Linked DNA regions of Mus musculus: region 2 is linked to region 1. Evidence: chromatin loops called from intact Hi-C (ENCODE). Cell type or tissue: left cerebral cortex. All regions are shown on one strand.

Region 1 (2,500 bases):
GTCTCTGGGCAGCAGGACAGCAGGGGGCATAGTGTCTGTGGTGAGAGAATGAAGAGAAGGCAGGAGGGATCCTAGGCAGCCCGAGCTGGGTCTGCAGCTTCTACAGACTTCATTATTGTTCAGCAGGCTGGCGCGGCCACACTGTGTCTTGGCTGGACAGGGCAATTAACAGCTCCCCACGATCCTAATGAGTAGCTTTCTTGAGGTTTAAGCTGCCTGCAGAGTTTCCCAAGGGAACTTGCTTCTGGAAGCCAGTTCCTCAGAAGTGCCCTCCCCTGGGTGCACCCAGTCCAGGGCTACTGGATTTGGCCAGTTGGTCGGAGGCTGAGACTTCAAGGTCCATGACCAGCTTGTGATTGTCACCAACAGCACCATTCAGCTATAACATTTCCAGTGGAACCAGCTAGGAAGTTTTTTCTCGAGACCCTTTCTCCTCAAAGATCCACCATGCTTTGTCCCGCACACACCTGGGGATGAATATAGAACTCAAGACAGGGTTCATATCTGCCCAAGACCCAAAACTCTGCCCTATATCAAAATCTGAGCCAATCTGCCCACCTCCTACAGAACTTCAACTTGAGATAAAGGGAAAAATCTGTTTCTGGGCAGTAGCAAGAATAGTAGGAATAGAAGCTTAGTAGAATAGAATTCAAGCCAGGCCTGAAAGGCAGAGAAAAGGGTCTCTAACTGGCTACTTGCAAGCATGCAGAGCTCTTCAGCATGTACCTGTTCCCTGAAACAGTCTGACTGGAAGGACCACACACACACATTCACATCAGTGCAGTGGGCAATGGTGAGTTGTCATCTAACTGACAAAGTGGAAGGCCCCACTTTGTCCTCACCTGAGGTCCAGCATAATTCAAAAAGCACCTTCCAATCTTTGTTTGTATCTATGAAGCAGAGACCTGTGGAAAGCATCGTCCTCCTTCCCAGGGGCACAACCCCTGGGTCTGCCAATTTTAGTGTGGCCTGCAAGGTGTGGCTGGTCTTTGCAGTCTGAAGCCCACCACCACCTTCTGTGTGAAACTCTAGCCACACGGTTGCTTCTGAGGTGCTGTTTCCTGCACCCATAGTTTTGCTCCACAAACACTTCCTATCCCTAACTGTGTAGCCAGCTCCATCCCAACCTTCAGAACCATGTGCTCTAGGATGCTTTGGGTTGCAAGATATAGATACTGGCTCAGATTACTGAAGGTTCTAGGTCAGCTTTCAGATAGAAGAGTTTATGGCCTTTCAGTGAGGACAAGAGAGGGTTGCCCAGGAATTCTGTCTTTCTAGAGGAGTAGTTCTCAATTAGAGGTGATTTCCCACCCTCAGACAGGGAACACTGACACCCTGTGGTAGGATGCTGCAAGTGTTCACTGGGTGGAGCCCTTAGAGATGCTAGTAACATTCTTCGAAGCATACAAGGCCACTCTTTTCATCCCAATAAAGAATGGACAAACCCTAATGTCCACAGTGCCAGAGTCCAAAGCTGAGAAGCCCAGCACTAGAAGGCTCCTGCCATCATGACTCAGTCTCAATGGCATACAGCCTCTAAATCTCAGTTCAATTGGAGGAAAACTTGATTGGCTCAACTTGAGTACTTATCCACAACCAGACCTATCAGGTATGGCCAGAAGGAGCAAATCTAATGTAGGCTTGAGGTGAAGGTTGCCGCCTCTCCTATTTTAAATGTTCCTTTAAAAAGAAATGACTTTTTTTTTATGTCCCATATAATGGGCCCCAAGTCATTGAAGTCAAAAGACAGACTCGCCCCTGCTAGTTTGCCTCCCTGTCCTTATTAGGTGGGGACATCTCCTGCCCTTTGGGTCACCATTAAATCTGGCATGTTTGGTTTCACCGCATTTTGGCTTGTTGGTTCATGTGTGCATCACTCCCAAAAGACGTTGACCTACATGGATCAAAAGCAGGTCTTAGTTAACCCTACCAAAACCCAGTGTTCTGGTTACTTAACATAACATTACTACATGGCAAACCCTTCCAAACTTAGTCATTCCCAACAGCAGGTTTTTCTCCTGATGATTGTGTGAGTCAAAATGTTTCACACCATCTTTTGTCAGTGACCCATGGGGTTTCAGCTGGCAAAGGACCTGGGCAGGAAGGTCTAGGACAGTTCCTCATATAGCTGGACCTCAGTGGGAGAGATTCATGGCTGGAATCAGCTGCATCCTTCCTTCAGCCTCAAGTCTTCTCCATATGATCTCTCCAGAGAGGTTGTTTCCTAGGATGCAAAGGTTTCGAGGAGATGTAGGCAGAAACTGAAAGCCAGCGAAGACCTTCTGGAAGTTCCTGAGTATCATGCCAGGTGCATCCTGTGGGCTAAGCAAGCCACTAAGAATAACCATATTGAAGGGAAGAGAGACTAGAACACTTCTCACATGAGGAGCAGTATGTAAGAATGGAAAAGAAACTGATGGTCATATCCCTGGGGAGTCTCACACAGCCTGGTATAGTACCTCTAAACATATAACAGACAAGTTTACTAACGGGAAAAAAT
Region 2 (2,500 bases), 1.0 Mb before region 1:
GAAATGCTAAAGAGGAGCTGGAAAGCACGGGAGTTTGCCTCTCACCCCTCCAGTGATATCTGTGTATAATAACTGTTGGTTTTTTTTGTCTTTTTTTAAAAAAGATTTATTTGTTTATATATGTAAGTACACTGTTGCTGTCTTCAGACACACTAGAAGAGGGCATCAGATTCCATTGCAGATGGTTGTGAACCACCATGTGGTTGCTGGGAATTGAACTCAGGACCTCTGGAAGAGCAGGCAGTGCTCTTAACCACTGAGCCATCTCTCCACCCCCCTTTTGTCTTTTTAAATATGGTGTCTGATTGTATAGCCCATGCTAACCCTGAACCTGCAACAATCTGACTACTTCATTCAGCATTCAGATTACTGGGCAGGTCTCAGTCTCAGTGTTTCCCATTTAGAACCCTGAAACTCCATGGAGTTGTGAATAAGTACCCCCAGTCAGGGCGCTACAAGTAGGAAATGGTCTTGAAGTGAACTTTGGTCTTTTAAAATGGTGAAAATTTTGCTTTCTACTTAAAAAAAACCAGATACATATTTATTCTAATTTAAATGTCTTTAGGATTGCTATTTTTGCTCAAGTCTTTAAGTGGAATGTTCTTTAGATCTGTGCCTTATCTCACAGCTAGGCACACTGGGGAATGAGGCAGGCTGGTACCCTGACTGTTGACATATAGTTCAAGGCCATTCTCATGTGGTCTGACTTCATCTTTCCAATCCCCTGCTCTTCTTTTGTGTTCTGCAAATGTCCCTGGGTGGGGCTCTTGGTTGTTCTAAACTGTGGATAAGGTGAAGGCTGCCTGCCTTACCTCTTGCTGCCTTCTATCTAACAGAATCATCTCTCTAGGACATGTCTTCCAGGTTAGCTTTCTGAAGTCCCTAGCCTGTGTTCATTCTCATGACCACAACTTTCTATAATTTCTGTGAGGTAGGCATGTCTCTGTGTCCCCTGTTTATCTCCAGATAAACAGCACCTTTCATAGTTCAGGGACTGCCAAAGTGTGTTTGCCTGGAGCTCCAGCAATTTACCTCAGCTCTGCTTAACCTCCCAGGGTCCTATACTCAATGTAACCAGCAGATGGCATAAGGGCTTCTGCTACTGCTGCTGTTGCTGCTACAGCTGCTTGCCTGAGGGAAAGATCTCTCTCTCTCTCTCTCTCTCTCTCTCTCTCTCTCTCTCTCTCTCTCTCTCTCTCTCTCTCTCTCTCTCTGTGCATCTGTATCTATGCGCATGTGTCTGTTTGTCTGATTGTCTGTCTGTCTCTCTCTTTCTCTGTGTGTGTGCACGCATATGTGTGTGTCTGTGTCTGTCTATGTGTCTGTGTGTGTGTGTGTGTCTACCTACCTGCCTGTTTATGTGTATGTGTCTGCCTGTCTCTTGTATGTATGTGTGTGTCTATATGTATGTGTCTGTCTGCCCATCTGTCTGTCTCAGTGTGTGTGTGTGTGTGTGTCAGAAAATAGGAAATTCTGTACCTGGTTTTCACAGCAATGTGACAGAGGGAACTTCCTTCCCTGTTTGATCTCTGCTTCTTTGGGGAGAGGATGAATGTTGATGGAGTCAGTTTTCCTGAAGGACTCCAGGATTCTCCCTCCTTTCAGATGCATCAAAGAACAGATAGGGAGAGACAGTCTATTCATATAAACCCAAGCCAGAGAGAGGGTATTTGAAATTGTCCTGGATGTTGCTATAAAAAATTAGCAATTATAACCTCTACTGTTGCCTAAGAAATAAAACCCAAACAGCTCCAAGCATTGCTGGCTTCAAGAAGAACTGACCTAGCTAGTGAGCTTTCAGGTAGGTTGAGCTGTTGGTTTCTGGGCTGGGTCTACTCAATCATCTGGAATGCTAAATCATGTAAATCTGACTAGCTGTCATTCGTATGGTCAAGACCTCTGCTGAGACTATTGGAGTGGATCATCAATACCTCTTCTGTCAGCGTGTCCAAAGCTTTTTAGAGAGCAGCCACTTTCATGAGATACCAAGAACCCCAATGTGCAATCACATTTGATGTCTCTGTGTGGTATTTCACCCCATTGTCCAAAGCAAGACATGCAGCCACCATGGATGAGACTGTGTGTTCACATGGTGTAGCTATATGTGCATGTCCAAGGTAGAGTGCAAGAAAGGGAATGAAGAAAAATGAGGCCATTTTGGATCTATTACAGTAGTAAAACCATTTTTTTCAAATGAAGTCTTCCATGGAACTCCATTTCCTAGGGCAGATACTCTCTAAAGAGTGTAGTGTGGAGAGCCTTTGGCTGCCCTAGGCAGCAAAAAGCCAAACCAAACCAAACCAAACCAAACCAAACCAAACCAAACCAAACCAAACCAAACCAAACCAAACCAAACCAAAACACACACACACACAAAAGAAAAAACAAAAAAAACCCCAGGATTCGGGAAAATAGGGTGTGAAACCCCAATTCTGTCAGAATCTCTTACTGTGCAAATCAGGAGTCCAAGGCTTTATGACAAGATCATCAAATAGTTCTT

What was found. A loop is a pair of places that touch in the nucleus more often than their neighbours do. Peaks named below come from ENCODE experiments on the same cell type or tissue, not always from the same donor. Only the 100,000 strongest peaks of a DNase experiment are listed, where the experiment ranks them.
Region 2: a loop joins it to region 1, with 3 times the contacts of the local background. A loop is called at or near these places in 4 of 42 quality-filtered maps.

Annotation. Positions count from the first base shown.
Region 1 is chr19:59,386,209-59,388,708 of GRCm38, reverse strand. No RefSeq gene overlaps it. Among named protein-coding and RNA genes, the nearest start is that of Gm33756, 2.0 kb to the left of the region's middle. In left cerebral cortex, a CTCF peak has its summit at 1,340; DNase peaks (open chromatin) are centred at 169 and 1,336.
Region 2 is chr19:60,416,380-60,418,879 of GRCm38, reverse strand. No RefSeq gene overlaps it. Among named protein-coding and RNA genes, the nearest start is that of Gm34300, 31 kb to the right of the region's middle. In left cerebral cortex, a CTCF peak has its summit at 1,060 (motif pointing right); a DNase peak (open chromatin) is centred at 1,073.